2 separate regions of the Homo sapiens genome follow, and region 1 is linked to region 2. The links are chromatin contacts, found by Hi-C or POLR2A ChIA-PET in ENCODE. All regions are on one chromosome and are shown on one strand. Each heading gives the region's core, a stretch centred on a gene start or an enhancer-like site at or near the end of the contact. The rest is flanking DNA. Distances are from core to core; before and after follow the strand shown.

What was found. A loop is a pair of places that touch in the nucleus more often than their neighbours do. ChIA-PET counts read pairs that join two places held with the same protein, here RNA polymerase II (POLR2A). Pooled maps may share reads with other maps.
Region 1: a map with no recorded cell type shows a loop between it and region 2 (5-fold over the local background). The contact joins two enhancer-like sites. A Hi-C loop is called at or near these places in 1 of 37 single-sample maps with no recorded cell type and 5 of 50 pooled maps. POLR2A ChIA-PET finds 5 or more read pairs at or near these places in 1 of 52 experiments (activated CD4-positive, alpha-beta T cell).

The regions. Positions count from the first base shown.
Region 1 is chr11:36,351,137-36,357,746 of GRCh38, reverse strand. The region is part of intron 1 of PRR5L (proline rich 5 like); the gene reads right to left. Among named protein-coding and RNA genes, the nearest start is that of PRR5L, 58 kb to the right of the region's middle. Within about 2 kb of position 1,371, at least 3 of the 41 ENCODE cell types and tissues checked have a DNase peak (open chromatin) inside an H3K27ac peak, as active enhancers do.
Region 2 is chr11:34,238,102-34,245,498 of GRCh38, reverse strand. All of the region lies in intron 1 of ABTB2 (ankyrin repeat and BTB domain containing 2), which reads left to right. Among named protein-coding and RNA genes, the nearest start is that of ABTB2, 120 kb to the left of the region's middle. RefSeq lists enhancers at 1,272-1,431, 1,426-2,097, 2,290-3,489, 4,654-5,153, 5,878-6,377. Within about 2 kb of position 1,683, at least 16 of the 41 ENCODE cell types and tissues checked have a DNase peak (open chromatin) inside an H3K27ac peak, as active enhancers do.

The DNA of each region.
Region 1 (6,610 bases), core at 122-2,621, 2.1 Mb before region 2:
AATGAGCAGTAATGTTTTTAAAGGCATCTTTTTTTTTTCTGAATAGTAGTCTCAACAGTGGGCTTAAAATGTTCTGTAAAACATGCTGTAAGCAGATGTGCTGTCATCTGGACTTCTTGTTTCCCTAACAGAGCACAGGCAGAGTATATTTAGCATAATTCTTAAGGGCCCTAGGATTTTGAAAAAGGTAAATGAGGACTGACTTCAACTTAAAGTCACTAGCTGCATTGGCTCCTAAGAAGAGAGTCAGCCTGTCCTTTGAAGATTTGGAAACAACCACTGACTTCTTACTAAAATGAAAGTCCTAGATAGCACCTTCTTCCAATGAAAGCTGTTTGCCTACATTGAAAATCTGTTTAGCCACCTTCATCAATGATCTTAGCTAGATCTTCCATATAACTTACTGCAGCTTATCCATCAGCCCATGCTGCTTCACCTTGCACTTTTATGTAATGGAGACAGGTTTCTTTCCTTAAACCTCATGAACCAACCTCCTGTAGCTTCCAACTTTTCTTCTGCAGCTTCCTCACCTTGCTCAGGCTTCATAGGATTAAAGAGAGCTAGGGCTTTGCTCTGAATTATGCCTTGGCGTAAGGGAATGTTGTGGCTGGTTTGATCATCCATCCAAACCACTAACATTTTCTCCATATCAATAATAAGGCTGTTTTGCTTCTTATTATTATTGAGTTCACTGGAGTAGCACTTTTAATTTCAAGAACTTTTCCTTTGCATTCAGAACTTGGCTGTTTGGCCCAAGAGGTCTAGCTTTTGACCCATCTCAGCTTTCAACATGCCTTCCTCACTAAACTTAATCACTTCTAGATTTTGACTTAAAGTGAGAGACATGATCTTTCCTCCACTTGAACACTTAGAGGTCATTGTGGCATTATTAATTGGCTAATTTCAATAATATTGTGTCTCAGGAAATACCAAGGCCCCAGGAGAGGGAGAGTCAGGGGAACAACCACTTAATGGAGCAATCAGAATGCATATAACAGTTATGGATTAAGTGTGCCATCTTATCGGGTACAGTGTGTGGTGCCCCAAAACAATTACAATGGTAACAGCAAAGATCACTGATGATAGATCACCATAACTGATAAAATAATAATGAAAAAGTTGGCAATATTGTGAGAATTACCAAAATGTGACACAGAGACATAAAGTGAGCACACGCTGTTGGAAAAATGGGGCCAATTGACTTGGCCAGAGGGTTGCCACAACATTCAATCAGTAAAAAGCACAATATCTGTGAAGTGCAATAAACCGAAGCAGAATAAAACAAGGTATGCCTGTAAACCCTGGAGGCTTCCCTTTTCTCACTTCCCTCAACTCCCTTGAGGCCTCACAGTCTGGCTGCCACCCCAGTACTTTACAGAAACCACCCACTCAGAGGCCAATGATCTGCTTGTTGCTAAATCAAATGGCTTTTACTTGGTCACAATTATCCTTGATGTCAATGATCATGCTTCCCTACTAGTGACAGCCATCATAATAATACAGAAGCTTTGATACTTAAAAATAGATCAGGTGTTGGCTGGGCATGGTGGCTCATGCCTGTAATTCCAGCATTTTAGGAGGCCGAGGCAGGCAGATCAATTGAGCTCAGGAGGTCGAGACCAGCCCAGGCAACATGGTGAAACCTAGACTCTACAAAAAATACAAAAATTAGCTGAGCATGGTGGCATGTGCCTGTAGTCCCAGCTACTTGAAGGGCTGAGGCTGGAGGATCATTTGAGCCTGGGAGGTCAAGGCTGCAGTGAGCTGTTTGTGCCACTGCACTTCATCTTGGGCAACAAAGTGAGACCCTGTCTCAAAAAGAAAAAAAAAAGCAAAGATCAGGTGTTAATAGGCTGTTTGTAAATTCAGTAGTTAAAAGCATGGGGCTGGGTGTGGTGGCTCACCCCTGTAATCCCAGCACTCTGGGAGGCCAAGGCAGGCAGATCACCTGAGATCAGGAGTTCGAGACCAGACTGGCCAACATGGTGAAACCCTATTTCTACTAAAAAATTAAAAAAAAATTAAAAAAAATAGCTGGGCATGGTGACACGCACCTATAATCCCAGCTACTTGGGAGGCTGAGGCTGGAGAATCACTTGAACCCAGGAGGCAGAGGTTGCAGTGAGCTGAGATTGCACCACTGTACTCCAGACTGGGTGACAGAGCAAGACTCTGTCTCAAAAAAAAAAAAAAAAAAAGCAAAGCAAAGCAGAGCATGGGCTCTGGGGTCAGACTACCTGGTTCAAATCTTGCTTGTACAATTCACTAACTGGGTCCCTTAAGCAAGTTGTGCCTCCGCTTCTAAATCTATAAAATGGGCACATAACACTAACTAGTTCACAGAGTCTTGGTGAAAGTGCAATATGCTTAGAACTGTCTGCCACATATTGCATTCTCAGTAAATGTGAGTTGTTGTTGATGCTATATTTGTAAATCCAAGGAGAACAAGAAGAGATTAAGTTTGCAATCTTCACTCACATATCCACCAAATAGAAATGTTAGTTTAGGCTCTGAAGTTTATGTTTCTCTTTGCCACCGTAAAACATTGCTGTCTTGGACATCCTTCCTTAAAGTGGATCAATTCGTAAACCTGTTGAGGCAGATGAGACCTCCCTCTGCTGACGGTCTCTAGAAATATCTGAGAGGTATGGGCTCCATGACCCAATCACCTGAGATTCATTTTAATGAGGAACAGATTCTAATGAATGAACTTAGCCTCACGGAATGCCTATGGCTTACAACAATCATCTCCAAGCAGCATTTTCTCCCAGCTACCCCTTTACGTTCTCCAACCTCTAGCCATCTCCTGAATTTGCATAAGGCATCTGAAATTGATGCTGAGCTCTAGCCACATATTCCAGATTTTTTCCAGTTTAGTCTTCACTTTTCCTTGCCCCTGGCTAATAACTGTCTTGTGTGTAAACTCAACATTTTTCACATACCGTATGATTCCCTCTTTGTTCTGCACCATCATAATAATCACAATCACAAAGGAAGACGTTGCTTAAGTGCTCACCATGTGCCAAACTCATTTCTAAGTATTTAATATGTATCATCATCCCCATCATCCAATGTCTCACTTCAAAGGCACATGTAGCATTCTGCGTTTTCTCACTTTCTTTTCTTTTTTAAATAAATATAGAATGGTCCTATTGCAATACATTTTCTCACTTTCAATTTTAAAAAATGACCTCTACTTTCATTATGACTGCAACACATTCCTCTCACTGCTTCTGTGCATATAGGAAATAACAGGCTTAGTAAACTTTATGATACCTCAAAACCCACCGCAGATGCAACCAACAAATTATTGATAAGGGACAGCCAGATGGCTAAAGCTAAAATAACTGCCCCAAAGGCTTATTCCAATCTTTGGTGGCTGTTGACGTGCCTTTGCCTGGAGCACAACTTTGTTCCTAGCAATAAAATAGTATAAACTGAAAGATAACTAGAGCAGCTTCCATAGGTTTGTTCCATGTTTACCAGGTCCCAGTCTGTGCTCTCTCTGTGCTAAGAGCTTCACATGTATTATCTTATTTTTGTTTCGTCTTCAAAACAGTCAGGAAGTGACTACTGTTATGATTTCCATTCTACAGACAAGGAAACTGAGGTTAAAGAAGTAATTTGCCCAAGTAATAGTAAGCCAGAATTGAGACACAGGTGCTCCTGACAATGAAGTCTGTCTCAGCCGCCCAATGCCTAGGTTGACTTCTGTCACGGTGTACTCTCCTGGCTTTCTAGCCACTTCTGACTATTGATTCTTTGTCTCCTCTGGCTTCTCTCCTTTTTCCCTTTCTCCATGGACTCTTGAAGTCCTAGAAATGGTCTCTCATTTTCACAGCCACTGAGCTTGATTATAAACCCTCTGGAGCAGGGGTCCCCAACCCCCAGGCAGCGGATCAGTACCAGTCTGTGGCCTGTTAGGAATGGGGCCACAGAGCAGGAGGTGAGTGGTGGGCAAGCAAGCATTACTAGCTGAGCTCCACCTCCTGTCAGATCAGCTGCAGCATTAAATTCTTATAGGAGCGCTAACCCTATTGTGAACTGCACATGTGAGGGATATAGGTTGTGTGCTCCTTATGAGAATCTAATGCCTGATGTTCTGAGGTGGAACAGTTTCATCCCAAAACCATCTCTTCCTAACCCTCCGTGGAAAAATTGTTTCCACAAAACTAGTCCCTGGTGCCAAAAAAGTTGGGGACTGCTGCTCTAGAATCCAACCCGTTCATTCCTGTCTCCCTAAAGACTATGACAGCACCTGGCAATAGTACATACACAATATATTTTTGTTGAATGAGTGAATGAACAAATCACTTTTCTCAAGATTATTAGGAAAATAGTAATCATTTCATTCTAAATGAATGATAGGAGCTTTACCCTTTTCAATTTTCTGGTTTTCTTTGACTCATGTGATGCTGGAGCTCATCAATATAAGACATTGGTTCTCAAGCAGGGGCAATTTTGTCCCTCCACACCCACTCCTCTGGAGACACTTGGCAATGTGTGGAGATGTTTTTAAATGTCACCACTATAGATGTGCAGAGAAGGAGAAGATGCCAGTGGCATCTAGTGGCAAGGATGCTGCCGAACATATGACGTGCAAGACAGAGATGCTGCTAAACATCCTACAATGTGGGTGACAGTCACCCACAACAAAGAGCTATGTGAGTTTGAGGTTGCAGTGGGCTATGATTGTGCCACTGCACTCCAGTCTGGGAGACAGAGCAAGACTCTGTCTGTAAGAACAAACAAACAAAACCAAATATTTTTACACCATCCTTCTCAGTCAAGTGGGCCAAGGGCTTCCTGTCACTTCCACGACAAGGCAGAAATCTATGTGACCCACAGGACTGTGCCCAATATGGCTGTCCACCCCTCCAGTTCATCTCACACCATATTCCCTCTCTCTGTCCTCTCTGTCCAAAAGTCAATAGTGCTGAGGTTGAGAACACTGGTATCAGGGTTTGTTCTTCATAAAACTGGTATCCTGGTATCTGAGGAGGGCCAGGGATGTCTAAGCCCCACTGTTTAGCTGAGTGCCAAGTACTGTAACCTGGGATTAGCACTGCCCTCTGAGCTGAATAGAAGAAACAGGGGAAAATTGGGGATCCATACTGAGGATCCAGAGATCTAATTACTGGTCCTGAAGCCAGGTACCGACATGAGTTACTCCTGTAGGCAAGTTGTTTAACCTCCCTGGGCTCAACTTTTCATCTGTAAAGGGGAAAGGGGGAAGGAGTAAGGTGAGCCCTATCTAGATCTAAAACTCTCTAATTTCAAAGATAAATAGATGGGACTCAATTAACTAAAAAGCTTCTGCATAGCAAAAGAAACAATCAGCAGAGTAAACAGACAACCCACAGAGTGGGAGAAAATCTTCACAATCTAAACATCTGAAAAAGGGCTAATGTCCAGAATCTACAAGGAACTCAAACAAATTAGCAAGAAAAAACAAAAAACAAAAAACAAATAATCCCATCAAAAATGGGCTAAGAACATGGAGAGACAATTCTCAAAAGAAGATATACAAATGGCCAACAAACATATGAAAAAATGCTCAACATCACTAATGATCAGGGAAATGCAAATTGAAACCACAATACCATACCACCTTACCCCTGCAAGAATGGCCATAATCAAAAATATAAAAAAATAATAGATGTTGGCGGGGATGCAGTCAAAAGGGAACAATTTTTTTACACTGCTAGTGGGAATGTAAACTAGTACAACCACTATGGAAAAAGGTGTGGAGATTCCTTAAAGAACTAAAAGTAGAACTACCATTTGATCTAATAATCCTGCTAGTGGGTTTCTACCCAGAGGAAAATAAGTCATTATACAAAAAAGATATTTGCACACGCATGTTTATAGCCGCACAATTCGCAATTGCAAAAATGTGGAACTAGTCCAAATGCCCATCAATCAACAAGTAGATAAAGAAATTGTGGTATATATAAAAAAAATATATAAATATATATAAATATATAAATATATATAAATTATATATAAATATATAAAAAATATATAAATATATAAATAAATATATAAATATATAAATATATAAATATATAAGTATATAAATATATATTTATATAAATATATAAATATATATTTATATAAATATATAAATATATAAATATATATTTATATAAATATATAAATATATATTTATATAAATATATAAATATATAAATATATATAAATATATATTTATATAAATATATAAATATATATAAATATATAAAAATATATATAAATATATAAATATATATGTATATATAAATATATAAATATATAAATATATATGTATATATAAATATATAAATATATATACATATATATTTATAAATATATATATTTATTTGATATATATGTATATATATTTATATATATTTATTATATATTATAAATATATATAAATATTTATAAATATATATAAATATATATATAAATATATAAATATACATATATATAAATATATAAATATACATATATAAAAATATATATAAATATATATAAATATATATATTTATATATTTATATTATTAATATATTAATAATATTAATATAATGATTATATATAAATTATATATATTTATAAATATATATT
Region 2 (7,397 bases), core at 434-2,933:
CAGATAATTGAGAATTAGGCCTCAGGACTTGCACAGCCAAGCACTGCCTGAGACTGGTCTGCAGTCGGCTTCCATAGAAAGATGCCGGAAGTGGATACCTGGTCCTGGGTGGTTTGCTGTAGGGGGTGATTTCCTCCATGAGGAAAACCAAAGAATCCAAAGCCCTCTGCCTGCAAGGAAAGTTCAGTGGGGAGGAGGCTGTGCTGGTCCTCAGCTCTCGCCAGGGTGGCAGTGTGGTGGGGTAGGCATATCACAGCAGCCTGGAGAGGAAACGGTGCTGAACCTGAGCCCTTCTGACCTTGGAAGTTTTGGTTTTAATGTATGTGAGACAGAGATGAGGCATGTGTCAGTCAGAGGCTGTTATCAGCCATTATAATAATAGTAGCCAGCATTTATGGAGGACTTGTGTTCCAGATCCTAAGGCAAGTGCTTTATGGAGATTTATTCATTTAGTGTTTAAAACAATCTTTTTCTTTTTTTGAAAATTTTTTGAGACAGGTTCTCACTCTGTCATCCAGACTGGAGTGCACTGGCGTGATCTCTGCTTAATCCAGCCTTGACTTCCCGGGCTCAGGCGATCCATCCACTTCAGCCTCCAGAGTAGCTGGAACCACAGGCACACACTACCAAGCCTGGCTAATTTTTGTATTTTTGGTAGAGACGTGGTTTTGCCATGTAACCCAAGCTGGTCTCGAACTCCTGGGCTCAAGTGATCCACCCTCCTCGGTCTCCCAAAGTGCTGGGATTACAACAATCTTATAAGGGACCCTAGAATCGCAGTTTGATAGATGAGGACATTGAGGCCTAAAGCAGTTAAGCAAAGTGCCCAAAGTCAAACAGCGAGTACATTGGGGGTTGGGAGAGTGAATATTTAGAACAATCCAGGCCAACAACTCTAAGCCCAGCTCTTATTCACCATGGGGAAGAGTAAATGAAATTAAATGAAATGATCTTCATAAAAGGCTTAATGCAGGCAGCAAGTAAGTGCTCGTTCAGTTACAATGAGATATCCCTGTTTTTCTGCGTATTTTATTGTCCTGCATTTTGTGCTAGGGGCCCTGATGTGGATTATTCTAGTCACATGCTAAAAATGTGCAGGGTTTTCAGTCTCTTTGTATTGTGGTGAAACTGCTGCTGATCTGCTTTTCCCACTATCGGTCAGCCTGGGCCTGCTTCCATTTTCACTTTGAGTTTTCAAAGGTCAGGGGAGTCCTGATAGATTGCCTTCTTATCTCCTAAGTGTTTTAGAGTGGTTTATTCATTTAACAACTGAAAGTGATTTTTTTTTTTTTAAAGAAACAATTACCTCCCTTGGTCAGCAGCAACATCTCCAGAGGTCAGCATCCCCCTCCTGGGGAAGGTTTGGCCTGCTGAGTCCAGGCTGGCTGCTAAGGGAACCAAGTCTCTTTTCTATCTCCAGGGCTAGCACAGGGCCTAGCTTGGGACAGGCACTGAAGGAAACAGTGGTTTGTGAATTTCAGCGGGGGGCTGTTTTGCAGTTCTGGACTTCAGAGACAAAGCTTCAAATTCCTATCCTTTCTCCAGACAGGTCCCCTGCTCTTCTAGAGTACTGAGGGATCTTGGCCACAGTCAGGTGGGGCTTTCCCAGACAACTTTTTTATAAGCCTGTGGAATGCCCTCTGCTGAGTCACCACGCTGATACCCAGGGCTGGGGTGTGTCTGCGAAGAACCGTGCTCTAGACATTCAGGGCTTGGTCCTGGGTCTGGGTGGGTGGCTGACCTTAGGTCTAACCATAGGCTTCAAGCTTTTATCTTTCACTGAGTCTGTGCCAAGCACATTCCGTAAATGATCTCATTGACTCTTCAAGAAAGTTAAGAGAATCAATATTGTTGTTCCCATTTTCACAGATAGATAATAAATCTGTAAAATCGCGTAAGACTAGGACATATTTTCTAGGATTATCCTTGCGGATCAAAGGTGATATCAAGTGGGATGTCAGGAGCAAGGGTGCTTGCAGTGTCAGTGATTTCTGTTGTTGGAGGAGGGGCAGGGTTATGGATGAGGAATGTGGGGTTTAGTAGGGTTAAGAGATTTGCCAGAGGCTGGGCGTGGTGGCTCACGCCTGTAATCCCAGCTACTCAAGAGGCTGAGGCAGGAGAATCACTTGAACCCAGGAGGCGGAGTTCAAGTGAGCTAAGATCATGCCACTGCACTCCAGGCTGGGCGACAGAGCGAGACTCCATCTAAAATATATATATATATTTGCCAGAGGTCAACAGGCTAGTCTCTAGTCCTTGTGCAGAAGCAAGATTTGAAATGGGTTGCTTGTTCTCACACGTCTCTTTGCTGGTCAGTGTAGAGATAAAGAACCCTCTCCCCACCTACAGTGTTCTTAAGAAGCCATGGTTATCTTGGGTGTGATGATCTTTGGAAGGTAGAAAGTTCCACTGGCAGGCATTTCCTCCTGGAGTCCTCAGCCTCCTTATCAGGCTCCCAGATTCGGACTGTCAGTGAGGTGGGCAGGGCTGTGGAGGGGAGAGGTCCTGTCACAAGAGACACCCAGCTTCCTCCCAGCTTTGGTTTACCTCAGGCCCGGCCTGAGGTGAAGTCCTCATTAGGTTACCTCCCGCCTAGCTGTGACTGGGTTAAGTTGTTGGACTTCTCTAAGGTTCAGCTCCCTGTTCTGGAAAATGAAGACAAGGACTGTGCCTGTCCTGTAGACTTTGAGGATTAGCTGAGGCAATGCCCGCATGAGCCACTTAGCTTGATGCCACATAAGTGCCCAGGAGACATCATCCTGTGGTGATTAGTTAGATCTGTCATACACCCTTACACCAGGAAGACCCCACCTGGTCATTCTTTTCCCCACAATCCTCTTCTCCCCTAGGATACCAATGCCTCTTCTTCCCTCAGAGTTAATGCAGTTACAACTATTCTAGAACTTTCTGACAGCATTCCTACTCCTTCAGCCACCCCCCTCCATCGCCGGGCAAAAATGCCATGGTCCAGCAGCCACTCAGCTCAGTGGGGTGGTACATACAGGGGCGCGTGACAAGGATGAGGTAAGTGCTGGATCACCAACCTCCCTGCCCCTCCTGTGGCTGCGTGTCAGATACTGTGTGCCAAGCTCCCTTCAGCCACTATCTCATGTAAAGCTCAGACCCCACGATTTCCGGAGTCCTAGAGTAGTCTGGGTGTCCTCGTGGTGGGAACTGGCTGTCCTCCTGGCCCCTTGCTCCCACCCTCCTGCCTTCTTGGTTCAGTGATAAGGCCTTAGATCAGGAGGGTGTGGCTAGGTCTGACTCAGGGGTGACCCAGAGGCACTTCACAGATCTGCGGCAGAAGGCCTCATCACAAGCATGACCGAATCTTGACTTTATTTATAAAAGGCAAAAGCCCACTCTTCTGTGCAGTTGTTGTGGGCCCCAGAAGTGAGGGGAACTCCATAGCACAGTTGAGGTGGGCAGTGGCCATGGAGAGAGATTTCCAACGCAGGGCCCGAGCCATCTCCTCGCAGCTTCTGCATTTTGCTTCTTTCATTTGTTGAAGCAAACAAGGGGCCAGGAGGCTCAATCAATGTGTGGAACTTTCACAGACCCTTCAGAAGAGTCCAGCTGTTCCCAGCAGCTCTTGGGGACTGTGGCCTGTTTCTGACTTAAACTCAGCCTTAGATTCTAAATTCTTGATATGGTTCAGTGATGATGAAGGGGGGAAACATTTACATGTTAGAATGAAAAGGTAACCAATTTTACATTCTATCTAAAGGTGAATACAAGATGGGGATTATCTTGTTAACTTCTGAAGAAAATTGAGATGGGGGTCTCGCCATCTTGCCCAGGCTGGTCTTGATTTCCTGGGCTCAAGCGATCCTCCTGCCTTGGCTTCCCAAAGCGCTGTGATTACAGGCTTGAGCCATCATGGCCAGCTAGTCTTTTAATAATAACAATAAATTATCAGCATTGGAGCTCTGGATGTGGGAAATGCAAAACAGTCCTGCTGGGTCATCATCTCAAACCTGGACTCTTGGGAGAGATACCCTGTGGATCATTACATCTTTTCAATTCCTTCCACTCCTGTTTCCTCACCCCATTTGTGGTACTCAGGCAACAGAGATGTCCTCTGGCTGGAAATCCAGAGGATGAGGTGGGCACCCTTGGACTGTCCCTGGTTAAATGTCACCTCCTCTCCCCACCCCCTTTCCTGGCTCTCTCAACGCACATGGGGATGTTTAATGACATTCTCCTTTTCCCCTCGTTTAGGCCTTGGGAGCAGTGATATTAACTCACTCAGTCCACACAACTTTCCATGGAGATTACTGTAATCTGTTATTCCCGCTGTACAGATGAGGAAACTGAGTCAAAATAAATTATTTGCCCAAAGCCACACAGGAACTGCTAGAGCTGAGACTGGAACTCAAACCATCAGGCTCTCAAATCCTCCTTTTAGCCACCATGCCCTAATGCAACTCGAAACAGAAAAAGGACAGCTTGACTAAAAAGTCTCCCATTTCCTTTCCCCCTTGCCCTAAAAACCCTGTGAACTCAGCCTCTGAAGAGTTCAGCCCTTCTCTCAGGTGTGAGAAGTAATTTGGCAAAAGAGAAAAAAAATTAAAAAGAAGAAAAATAACCTAAAAAGGGGGGAAGGCCAGGTACGGTGGCTCACACCTGTAATCCCAGCACTTTGGGAGGCCAAGGCGGGCGGATCATCTGAGGTCAGGAGTTCGAGACCAGCCTGGCCAACATGGTGAAACCCCCCTCTCCACTAAAAACTTAAAAAATTAGCTGGGTGTGGTGGCGGATGCCTGTAATCTCATCTATTCAGGAGGCTGAAGCAGGAGAATCACTTGAACCTGGGAGGTGGAGGTTGCAGTGAGCCGAGATCACACCACTGCACTTCAGCCTGGGTGACAGAGTGAGACCCCATCTCAAAAAAAGGCGGGGAGGAGAATGAAGATTTCGGCCCAAGTGCTCAGGAGCAGGGGCCTCTTGATAGAACTGGGCACTGGAGGTGAGCAACCCAGATGTCAATTATTAGGAGATCTTCTCTGCTTCTGGCTTTCCCAGTGCTGACAGGTGGGATCCTTGTCAGGCAGCAGGGCAGCACTGAAGGAAGCAAAGCCGTTTCTTGGGGGCCCCACTCAGTGAGTGAAGCCATAGCTTGTGCAGTGGCCAGGTGGATCGCTCGAGACTCCCTGGAATTGCAGCCTCCAGCTTTGAGCTGCTCCTGCTGGCCGCTTGGCTTCACAGTCACCACCAGCCGATGGAGACGGTTCATCAAATGGAAAAGTTTCGGTGACTGTGGGAAGGAGGGCATTCTTTGCGAGCTCTCTTGGCTTTACACTTTAAAGAGGGCAGTGGGGGGAATGCACACACAACCTTTTTCTTCTCATCTGTTCTCAGAAACCCAGGGGAAAAAAATGGGCTATAATGAGTAGCAGTTGTGGTTATGATGATTTTCATATGAATTGTCAAATCTTCTGTGTCCATTAACTATCTTTTGTGGTGAGGAAATTGATTATGGAACTGAAATAAGAAACTCCACCTGACTATTAAGTGATAATTCAGTCCCCAGCCTCTTGGCTCTTTATCCAGTATTTAGGGGGGAAATGCCTCTGTGGAAACAGATGCCTTGCTTTTTTGGGAAGACAGTCCATTTGAATGAACTAGAATGTCTTCCTGCCAGGAGTGGGTCTCCAGTGGATCCTTGTCAAGAGGTGGGGGAGGGGCAGAGTGACAGCTGCAGTTGGCCCCCCAAATGTCAGTGTTCCCTGTAGATTCTTGTCAAAGGGCTTACCTCGTACTGTGGTACAAGTCAGGGCTACACAGAAAGGCCTGTCTTGCAGTCTGTTTGCATAGCTGTGTCTTGCTTGCAGAAAGCCCCGGGTGGGGGTAGAAAAAAGGCAGAGACAGGCCGGGTGGTGGCTCAGACCTGTAATCCCAGAACTTTGGGAGGCTGAGATGGGAAGATCACTTGAGCTCAGGAGTTCGAGACCAGTCTGGGCAACATAGTGAGACCTCACCTCTACTAAAAATACAAAAATAGCTGGGGCTTGGGGGCGCATGTCTGCAGTCTCAGCTACTCAGGAGGCTGAGGTAGGAGGATTGCTTGAGCCCAGGAGTTTGAGGTAAACCGTGATCATAATACCACTGCACTCCAGCATGGGGCACCCTGTCTCCAAAAAAAAATAAATTTAAAAAAAGACAGCAGCATCAATGAAGCCTTGGTTGGCTCAGCCTCAGGGTAGACTGCATTATCCATCCCTGACAAGCTCAGAGGTGGGCGCACAAACCCAGGCGCTACGTAAAGGCCAAGACAGTGAATCATCCACTCAGAGCCCACTTCACCTCCCACCCCTGGTCCTTATCAGGTGTTGTCGTCCCACAGATACTTACTGGGTACCTCCTGGGTCCCAGACAGTCCTGGCTTTCATGGAGCTTCTAATCCAGCAGGGAAAACAGATGTCAGAGATTACAAAAAGAATGTGGGCTGGGCGTGGTGGCTCATGCCTGTAATCCCAGCACTCTGGGAGGCCGAAGCAGGCAGATTATTAGGTTAGGAGATCAAGACCATCCTGGCTAACATGGTGAAACCCCGTCTCTACTAAAAATACAAAAATTCAGCCAGGTGTGGTGGCACGCGCCTGTAGTCCCAGCTACTCAGGAGGCGGAAGCAGGAGAATGGCATGAACCCGGGAGGCCAAGGTTGCAGTGAGCCGAGATTGCATCATTGCACTCCAGCCTCGGCGACAGAGTGAGACTCCGACTCAAAAGAAAAAAAAAGAATGATGATTAATGGGATCAAACACAAGGAAAGAATAGTCTTGGGAAAGAGCGAGGCTTGAATCCCAGCTCAGGCTGTGAGCTCAGGCCAGTCACTCTGCTTCCATGTCTTAGTTTCATCATTTATAAAGTGGCTGTTGCAAGACTTAATGGCTCATATATGTTGAGTACTTGGCACGTGGTAGGTACCGGATTGGTATTTGTTCAAATGCACATGAATAAGTCATGGCACATCTCCATTCAACAAATATTTATTGAGTACCTACTGTATCCCAGGTACTGTGCTAGATACTAAGAATATAGCAATGAATAAAACAGACAAAAGCCCTGCCCTCATGGAGATTACATAGTATTTGGGAAGACAGGCAATAAAATAATAGAATGAATCATATATTTGATGGTTAGTTTTATGGAGAAGTTATTGCAGAGAATCTGACTAGGGAGAGCTGGAAGTGGGCAAATACAGGTCAGAGATTTGGGAAAAGCCCTGAAGGTCGTGAGGGACCTAGCCATGCAGATGCCAGGGGAAAGGAATACTTCAGGAAAAGGAACAGTAAGTTCAAAGGCCCTGTGGCTAGCATGTTTGAGAACAGCAAGGAGGCAGCTAGTGTGGGTAGCCAGAGAGGCTGGGAGTATGGGAGATAATATAGGGCTTT